2 separate regions of the Homo sapiens genome follow, and region 1 is linked to region 2. The links are chromatin contacts, found by Hi-C in ENCODE. All regions are on one chromosome and are shown on one strand. The core of a region is the stretch at or near the end of the contact, and the rest is flanking DNA. Distances in the headings are between cores, read along the strand shown. Region 1 holds the start of CYP2E1 (cytochrome P450 family 2 subfamily E member 1). Region 2 holds the start of ECHS1 (enoyl-CoA hydratase, short chain 1).

Region 1 (6,229 bases), core at 1,117-3,616, 150 kb after region 2:
CATTAACCCAACTCTCATCCCTGATAAACACTGTTAGTTATCTAGAGAAAGAAGAAAATTGTCCCAATACAGTCACCTCTTTGCCACACCCAGCCAACAGCAGACGTGATGGAAGCCTGAAGAACACCCTGCCACGGGCACAGGCAGAGGCACAGGCACCCTGTCGTCCTGATTATTTCACCTTGTCACGGGCAGAGGCACAGGCACCCTGTCGTCCTGATTATTTCACCTTGTCACGGACAGAGGCACAGGCACCCTGTCGTCCTGATTATTTCACCTTGTCACAGGCACAGGCACCCTGTCGTCCTGATTATTTCACCTTGTCACAGGCACAGGCACTCTGTCGTCCTGATTATTTCACCTTGTCACGGGCAGAGGCACAGGCACTCTGTCATCCTGATTATTTCACCTTGTCCTAGAGTGTCCTGCCAATGGGACAGATGCAAAACAAATAAAAGCCCCGGCTTCTGAAAAGAAGCACACAGAAATGTCATTATTTTCAAACGAGGTGTTCCCGTATATAAAATTTGATGTTGGTTGGGCATCTAACAGTATTATGGCCAGAGGACTCAGACCACAGCTGCATCCCTGTGAGGCACAGACTCTCCAGGGCACGCGGGTCCCGCCTGGGATGTGCACACTCAGGTGAGCTGCACAGACAAGGTGTCCTCAGCCCAGGGGAGCCAGAGGCCTGCTCTGCCTCTCCACCCTGATGCTTCCTGTTCTCACCCCACCAAAGCCAAGGCTTCAATTTCAGTCTGTGGGGAGCTGACTCTGCTGCTCTCAAGCACTAGAAGAAGGAACCAGTAATCGAGGAAACTTGTGGACCCCAATGGGTGTCTGTCCCGGCCAGGCCTGGCTGGGCCCACACAGGACAACAGGGTTCAGGGGTCTGGACAGCTGTTTCTGCCCAGGGAATTGTCCCTGCCACCTCACACTGGCCACTGGAAAGGAAAGAGAGGAGGAGGCGGCAGGCTAACCCACCCGTGAGCCAGTCGAGTCTACATTGTCAGTTCTCACCTCGAGGGGTGCCAAAAACCAGAGGGAAGCAAAGGCCCCTGAAGCCTCTGCCAGAGGCCAACGCCCCTTCTTGGTTCAGGAGAGGTGCAGTGTTAGGTGCAGCACAACCAATGACTTGCTTATGTGGCTAATAAATTGTCAAGAGAAAAACTGGGTTAGAATGCAATATATAGTATGTAGTCTCATTTTTGTATAAATACAAGTATAGAATGGCATAACTCAAAATCCACAAGTGATTTGGCTGGATTGTAAATGACTTTTATTTTCTTCATTTCTCATCATATTTTCTATTATACATAAAGATTCATTGTTAATATAAAAGTACAAAATTGCAACCTATGAATTAAGAACTTCTATATATTGCCAGTTAGAAGACAGAATGAAAAACATTCTCTTCATTCTAACCACACACACAAAAAAGCTCCACAAAATACCTATGGACTACCTTCATAGAAGGTGGAAGAGGGTCTGTATGAAGAAAATAATTAATACATGAAAGAAGAAGCTAGTCAATGTGGAGCTCTATTGTGTCCCGGGATCAACAAAGACAAGATATCTTTAAAATCGTCTTCTAAATTTACCCTAATGTAAAACAAATCCAATAAAACTCTAATGTAATTTTTTAAGAATTTAAATTTGGAATAATTCCAAAGAACAATTTTTCTTAATTTTCTACAGCCAGAATATATACCTTTAAAAAAAATGAAAACAGAGATTAACTTTCTCAGAATTGGTTGACTCACTCTTTCCTTTTATTTTTCTTCCATGGAATTTTCCAGTTAACTTGAGAAAGTGGAATCGAATTCCGATGTTGAATTTTCCTTCTGGCCCCATTCATGTGGCAGGTGGTGATTCAGGTACTACTGGGGGCTGCTCAGACAAACCTCCTCATCAGACATCAAGAGGCTGTTGCACCAGGAGGGCCGGTACCGTGTCTAGAGGTGGTCGGCATGGGGTTGGAGTTGTATTACATAAACCCTACTCCAAACAAATGCATGGGGATGTGGCTGGAGTTCCCCGTTGTCTAACCAGTGCCAAAGGGCAGGACGGTACCTCACCCCACGTTCTTAACTATGGGTTGGCAACATGTTCCTGGATGTGTTTGCTGGCACAGTGACAGGTGCTAGCAACCAGGGTGTTGACACAGTCCAACTCCATCCTCACCAGGTCACTGGCTGGAACCCCTGGGGGCCACCATTGCGGGAATCAGCCTTTGAAACGATGGCCAACAGCAGCTAATAATAAACCAGTAATTTGGGATAGACGAGTAGCAAGAGGGCATTGGTTGGTGGGTCACCCTCCTTCTCAGAACACATTATAAAAACCTTCCGTTTCCACAGGATTGTCTCCCGGGCTGGCAGCAGGGCCCCAGCGGCACCATGTCTGCCCTCGGAGTCACCGTGGCCCTGCTGGTGTGGGCGGCCTTCCTCCTGCTGGTGTCCATGTGGAGGCAGGTGCACAGCAGCTGGAATCTGCCCCCAGGCCCTTTCCCGCTTCCCATCATCGGGAACCTCTTCCAGTTGGAATTGAAGAATATTCCCAAGTCCTTCACCCGGGTAAGAGAAATAGTGTTGATTTTAGGGAGAATAACTCAGCAATTGGATCTGGTATGTGTGTATTCAACTCATTTGCAGACAAATTGTGGTTGTTCAATACCAGCCTGTTGTGAATTACCTGAATTGATAGCATCCTGGAGCGACACTCAAAATGTGTCGCCTGTGGTGCAGCTGGAGCCCGGAGCCTGCGTGCCAGGCCCCGGAGGCCCCCGCCGGTGCCTTGTCCTGGGGCTGATGATGGGGAGGCCGGCGAGGCCGGGCTGCTGCGACGCCAGGATAACCGGGCTGGCGGCCAGATGCGCACTCGCTGGGCGTCCGCCTGTGTTTGCCAAAGCACGAGTTGAAACGTGAAGTGTTGGGCCAGCCCGTGTGGCACCAATACCTGCCGCCTACGACTGTTGTGAACACTGAATGGGCCAACAAACCTAAACGTTAAATGAACTGATAACGCCGTCAGCACGGAGCAGGCGCTGGGTGTTTGCGCTCTTGCGCGTGCGCTCTGTGGGGCGCAGGCTGACGGCGGGCGGGGGTCGCCTGCTCCAGCTCGGGCTCCCGCGCCAGAACCGGGTCCAGAACCTTGATTCCGGAAGCGGGCAACGGGGTGGTTGGTGGGCGCGCCTGAGGGAAGGGACGTGAGGAGCCGGAGTCCGCGGAGTTGCCGCGGAGTTGTCCGCGGAGTCCAGGCGGGTGGGGAGCAGAGCAGCTGGAACCCCCCGAGCGCCCTGCAGACGCAGCAGCCTCTTGAGGGGAGGGTCTCCCCCACCTCGGGCTGGACAAAGACAGCTTTTCCCCACGTCCCTCTGGGTTCTCTAGAGCAACAGCAATACCCGCCCGGCAGGGGTGTGGCTTAGAGCCCCGCACCTCCTCGCCGCGCGGCGGGCCTGACTTCTAGCCACGGGTCTCCGCAGTTGGCCCAGCGCTTCGGGCCGGTGTTCACGCTGTACGTGGGCTCGCAGCGCATGGTGGTGATGCACGGCTACAAGGCGGTGAAGGAAGCGCTGCTGGACTACAAGGACGAGTTCTCGGGCAGAGGCGACCTCCCCGCGTTCCATGCGCACAGGGACAGGGGTGAGTCCGCGTCCCTGGCACGGAGCGGGGGGTGCATAACACGCCCCGGGACAGTTACGGGCGCTAGCCACGTCGGCGATGGCCAAATAATAAACTAACAGTAATATTATAGTAACAGCATCCGAAGGATGAGATCAGGATTAGGGCGATGGCCCCCGCGCGTTGCCTGCGGAGCGAGGCGCACTGAGTCGCCCAGGAATCCGGCCTCTCGGCGACTGTGCGGGAGAGTTTATGGGGATGGGCGGGGCTGCTTCTGAGCAGGAGTCGCCGCCCCCACCCCCACCGTTCCGCCTCTGGGCCCGCAGGCTCCTCCCGGGAGCGCTTTCCCCTCCTGTTCAACCGCCGGGGTACAGGTGGCTTCGTCCACCGAGGTCCCCTCACCCACGCTGAGGCGTCGGAAGCTGCGGACACTGCTCGCTTCAGGGCTTTGCTCAGCTGCAGCTGGTGACCTCCAGAGAGGGAGTCTCTGATGTCCCGCTGGGGTGGATGTCCTGAGACCGGGAAGGGGGAAGAGACCCACTGAAATCCTATCTCCCAGCCTCACCTCTGCTGTCTCCTCCACGCTTCCTGTCTCCAGAGCCCCGAGTTCAGCATAAGCAGAAAGCGGCCTGTTCCCTCTCTAGGGAGAGGAGGGTTGCGGTCTGGAGGTCTGGCTCGTCTTTATCTGCGCATTCTCCCAGCCTCCTGGCTTCAGACCTCAGCGAGGCGGCGGCTGCCGGCCGGCTCTCCTCTTCCTGCCTGCAGACCTGGCCTGCTGCTTCTTTCTCCTTCCTCCCTCCCTGCCTGCCCTGCGGTTTCAAAGTAGATTAGAAATAACAGTGTCCCACATGGAAGCCTCTACTTCTTCCTGGGTCAACTTTGATGACGAGGCTCCAGAAAACCTTTGCAATGCTGTGTGGAATTTTTAAATCGGTGAGCTCGTGCTCTTGCCCTATTTATTTGTCCAGCGTACATTTCTGAACATTGTGAACGTCGAATGGGCCAACAAATCTAAAAATTAAATGAGCTGATAAAGAACGCCGTCAGCACAGAGCAGACGCTGGGTGTTCGCGCTCTTGAGCGTGCGCTCTGCGGGGCGCGGGCTGGTGGCGGGCGGGGGTCGCCGGCTCCAGCTCAGGTTCCCGCGCCAGGACCGCGTCCAGAACCTTGTCTCCGGAAGCGGGCAACGGGGTGGTTGTATCACAATTAGTGGCATTTGGTTTTCCTTCTTCTGCATTGTGGGTTTTACTTCTCTGGGGTTGCCAAAAACAAAATTAACCATCTCAGTCCTTGTCGTTAACGCAGGAGAAGCATTACTGGAGGAGGCTCTGGGGTTCTGTGGTTGAGGAGCTCAGTTCTGGTTCCGGGGAGCCCTTATCTGCCACCCACGGGTCCAAGGCACAGTCGGAGGCAGCAGGGAGGGGAGCGGAATTCACATCAACACAGATGGGGCTCAAGGGGACTTTGCTGCCTCTGCCTGGAGGGTCTAAAGTTTCATTTTCATATGACCCGCAGGGCGCAGACTGGCGGAAAATTAGCAGAGCCCTGGGCATGGGCTGCACCTGGCCCTTAAGGGACAATGATGGAAATATTCCTTATTAGCACAATACTGAGCACAGGCTGTGTGATAATGTGTCAAGGGAACTGCAGACATCCTTTCAGAAAAAGTTCATAAAACGGAGAAAGTTTGGTTCCCAACCTAGATTTTTAACCTGTTGAACTCTGTCTAAATGGGTCATCTCGGGATGTCCTCCACTCAACATGACCACGTCTGCCCCTCTGTCCCACCTGTCTCCTCAGTCCTTCCTCCCCACCTTTCAGGATGAAATGAAACCCTCAGTCCAGCTGCACCCCTGCCCCACCCACCTCATCTCATGTGCCCTCCCGCCCCTCTCAGGCCGGACAGCCTTGCTTCTGGAACACACGAGCACAGCTTCACCAGGCACTTTCTGAGCACCCTGCAGGCGCCTCCCAGGAGTGGTCAGTGGTCAATCAGCTAATGAAGCTGCATAGGACATGACCCTTGTTTACCGCAGAATGCCCAGAGCTGGCAGGATGTCTTATATGCAGGAAGTACCCAAAATGTATTTATTGAGGAAGTGATGATGGATAAGAGGAAGACGGAGAGCGAGGGAGAGAGGGGCTAGGGGCCCCTGCGGTGTAAAGGGGGTGTGGCTGGGAGTGTGCAGGGGAACAGGGATCATTTCAAGGTTCCTATCTGGGAGAAAATAAAAAGGTTTACAGTTAGTTGAGATAAGCGTGGGAATATGCGAACATTTTTAAAGAATAAAAAGTTTAGCTTTAAATTTGTTGATTCCAAATGTGTTCATACTCTCGGGAGGATCCATCAAGCAACTCTTGGGAGGAGAGACAGGGCAGGGCCAGGCCTTGACAGCTCAGAAGGGTGCAGTAGGGACAGTTCTTGGTTTTCCCAGCTCTGATGCTTTGCACAGTCACTTGTGTGACCTGCAAGATTTTAGTGAAGAAACTTGCTGTGGAGTCGGAAAGCTGCAAGTTGAGGTGTGTGTGGTGTGAGGGTTAAAAATCTGTGAGAACAGAATGAATGGCTTTTCAAGAATGTTGTCGATAGATAGGAAAGAGGTGGG
Region 2 (3,468 bases), core at 969-3,468:
GTGTTGTGGCGGGCGCCTGTAGTCCCAGCTACTGGGGAGGCTGAGGCAGGAGAGTGGCATGAACCCAGGAGGTGGAGCTTGCAGTGAGCTGAGATCATGCCACTGCACTCCAGCCTGGGTGACAGAGTGAGACTCCGTCTCAAAAAAAAAGAAAAGAAAAAAAGAAAAATCCCCAGCACAGAACACAGCCCACAGCCGCTTTCCTTCTCCTAATATGCCTTGGTCAGCTCTTCCCAGGACACCACTCTGGAGACAGCCCTGGACTCTGCTGAGACAAGGCACCAGGAAACACCTTCTTTCAACAAATGCCAACAGGTGAGGGGGTGTAAGGCAGCTCCTTGCACTTGGTACCGCCCCAGTGCCAAGACCTCTGGCCAACTGGACGCAGGGTGGGGGATGTGAAAATCCTGGGTGTTCCTGCAGCATTAAGATCAGGCACAGGTCCGGAGCAGCAGGCCAGCCCGAAAATGGGAGACGCAGGCGCTTCTCGGTTGGCCTGCTGCACAGGACCTGCGCCTGCTGGGTGGACAGCAAGGTGGGAAGGAGACAAAGGACAATGGCGTTCCAGGGGTGAGAAGGTGAACCTGAAAAGACAAAGGTAGCCTGTGTGTTGGATGCTTGCCTCCGTTAGTGGCAGAGCAGGGATCATAGTCCCTGTGCTATGGGTTTCTTTTTTTTGGAGACCGAGTCTCACTCTATTGCCCAGGCTGGAGTGCAGTGGCGCAATCTTGGCTCACTGCGACCTCTGCCTACAGGGTTCAGGTGATTCTCCTGCCTCAGCCTCCCGAGTAGCTGGGACTACGGTCACACACCACCACACCTGGCTAATTTTTGTATTTTTAGTAGACATGGGGTTTCACCATGTTGGCCAAGGTGGTCTTGATGACCTCAGGTGATCCACCTGCCTCAGCCTCCCAAAGTGCTGGGATTATAGGCATTAGCCACTGTGCCCCGCCGTATCCTGTGGGTTTCTAGGGGTAACTGGAAGATCACAGGTGAAGTGTCTGGCAGCAGTGCCCGCCATGCAAGATCCAGGAAAGGGCTGCTGTCAGGGTGGAGAAGCCGAAGGCCAAGGAGAGCATGGAGATGAAACCAACACAACTCAGTGGTCCACTGCTACACAGGGTGAGGGAGGAAGAGGAAGCAAGAGTTCTTCCCCAGCCCAAGGCATGGCCCAAGATTCCTCAGATACTAGAGCCGGTGATGGCCGCTCATGAGTGGGGCCCCGGGTGAGCCACGAGGGAGGAAGAGGGCAGCCCCCTGTGGCTGGGGAGGAGGTGTCAGCTTTTCCCTTAGGACCCTCTGAGGGGTGGCCCTGGTCAGGAGGCACCCAGGACAAAATGCACCTGCATCTCCTGTTCTCGGGCTGGCCGGCTGCACAGGAGCTACGCCTGCTCTTAGAGCCGAGGGAACACCCCGGATTTTTACAACCCCCACCCTGCGCCCAGTTGGCCAGAGGTCTTGGCACTGGGGCAGTACCAGCCAGCCGCCGGGCCTCCCGCAGGACGTGGCCTGGTGAGAGTGGCCTCCTGCAGAGCCAGGCAGGGGGTGGGGGTGCGGGCCAGGGTCAGGTGGGTGGTGTCGGTGCGGGGTGGCGGGTGGTGGGGGGGTGTTAAGCCTGGGTCAGGCTGTGGGTGCGGGTCAGGTGGGGGGTGCAGCACTAGGCGAGGGGGGTGTTGCAGGCCTGAGCCAGGCAGGGGCTGCGGGTCGGGGTCAGGTGGTAGGTGCGGGGTCAGGCAGGAGAGTGCGGAGTCAGGCCCTGGGGATGCGGGATCGGACGGAAGAGGGGTGCGGGGTCAGGCCGGGGGGTGCGGGGTCAGGTGGGGGGGTGCGGGGTCAGGCGGAGTGGGGTGCGGGTAGGGGTCAGGCCGGAGGGTGCGGGGTCAGGTGGGGGGGTGCGGGGTCAGGCGGGGGGGTGCGGGGTCAGGCGGAGTGGGGTGCGGGTAGGGGTCAGGTGAGGGTGCGGGGTCAGGCGGAAGAGGGGTGTGGGTTGGGGTCAGGTGGGGGATGCGGGGTCAGGTGGGAGGGGGGTGCGGTCTGGGATCTGGTCTGGGCGTGCAGGTCGGAGTCAGGAGGAGATTCGGGCCGCCAGCTCTCACCGCGCACTCACCCGAGGCGAAGGGACGCCAGGCGGGACAGCGAACCGGGGGCCTCAGCGGGCCGCGGACGCAGGACAGCAGGACACGCAGGGCGGCCATGGCTCTCTGGACTCCTCGCCCGGCCCCGCGGAGCCGCCCCCTCGCCTATAGCCTTTCAGGGCTCGCTCCGCCCACAGGCCAGCGCCGCGAGACCAGGCGGCCCTCGCGAGATCAGCCCGGGCAGAGTGAGCGGGTCGCTCTCCGCCAGGCCCCGCCCCCAGGCCCGAGCTGCCGCTCGCGGATCTAAGGCCGAGGGGCGTCCCCGGGACCCCGCCCTGGGCTGGGACCAGCGCCCTCCAGGCCCCGCCGCAGTCGCCCGCGCCCCCGCCCCCGCCCCAGCCCTCGGGGTCCCAGCTGGCCCCGGGGAGACCGCGCGGAGGCGGAGGCAACGGCGGCGCCTGCCGGGCTCTGCGCCGCCTCCCCCCGCCCGCCTGCCCGCCTGCCCGCCTGCCCGCCTGCCCGCCTGCCCGCCTGCCCGCCTGCCCGCCGGCGTCTGTAGCAGCGGACACAGCGCGCCCAGGCGCAGGGCCAGGCACGGTGGCAGCGGCGTGGGCACTGAACGCCACATTAGGAGGAGTTTTATTTTCATGCACACAAGACTTCAACAGATTTAAATAATAAAAATTTCATTCATTTAAGTTATTTTATTTATACCTTTTAAATATCTAGACAAGTATTGTGGAGCATCCATTTGTGTACTTGCCCGGATTCTGCAAACGCCAGGGTGGAGATAAAACCACCCTGGATAAAATGGAATGGAAAGCGAAACTGCTATTGTGACCGGTGGAGGGTGTCCAGGTTCTTGACGTCTTGAACAAAGAACTGGACAAAACGCACAAACAAAGCACGGAAAGAAGGAAGCAACAAAAGCGAGATTTATGGAAAACAAAAGTGTGGCCGGGCGCGGTGGCTCAGGCCTGTAATCCCAGCACTTTGGGAGGCCAAGGCGGGCAGATCACCTGACGTCAGGAGTTTGAGACCAGCCTGGGCAACATGGTGAAACCCCCCTCTCTACTAAAAACACAAAAATTAGCCGGGCGTGGTGGTGCACGCCTGTGGTCTTAGCTACTCGGGAGGCTGACGCAGGAGAATTGCTTGAATCCGGGAGGCGGAGGTTGCAGTGAGCCGAGATCGCACCACTGCCCTCCAGCCTGGGCGATAGAGCCAGACTTCGTCTCAAAAAAGAAACAAGAAAAGACAACGAAAATAACTCCACACTGTGGGAGCGGCTGAGCATAGCGGCTCAAGAGCCCCGTTACAGATTTTTTGGGGGGGTTAAATACCCTCTAGAGGTTTCCATTGGTTACTTGGTGTACGCCCTGTGTAAATG

Evidence for each region. A loop is a pair of places that touch in the nucleus more often than their neighbours do. Pooled maps may share reads with other maps.
Region 1: a map of PC-9 shows a loop between it and region 2 (3-fold over the local background). The contact joins the promoter of CYP2E1 here to the promoter of ECHS1 in region 2. A Hi-C loop is called at or near these places in 1 of 168 maps with a recorded cell type or tissue (PC-9) and 7 of 50 pooled maps.

Annotation. Positions count from the first base shown.
Region 1 is chr10:133,524,997-133,531,225 of GRCh38, forward strand. It overlaps CYP2E1 (cytochrome P450 family 2 subfamily E member 1), which reads left to right and starts at 2,367. Exons shown (of 9, transcript NM_000773.4): 1 at 2,367-2,576; 2 at 3,485-3,644. The coding sequence starts at 2,400. It overlaps LOC105378575 (a long non-coding RNA gene), which reads right to left and starts at 1,963. Exons shown (of 5, transcript XR_946512.3): 1 at 1,764-1,963; 2 at 1-1,147. RefSeq lists promoters at 1-2,374, 1,005-2,462, 1,821-2,374, cis regulatory regions at 814-820, 2,046-2,070 and enhancers at 992-1,404, 1,693-1,820.
Region 2 is chr10:133,371,136-133,374,603 of GRCh38, forward strand. ECHS1 (enoyl-CoA hydratase, short chain 1) reads right to left here and starts at 2,219. Exons shown (of 8, transcript NM_004092.4): 1 at 2,111-2,219. The coding sequence starts at 2,198. It overlaps MIR3944 (microRNA 3944), which reads right to left and starts at 528; the gene lies at 421-528. RefSeq lists a silencer at 1,982-2,491 and an enhancer at 2,873-2,962.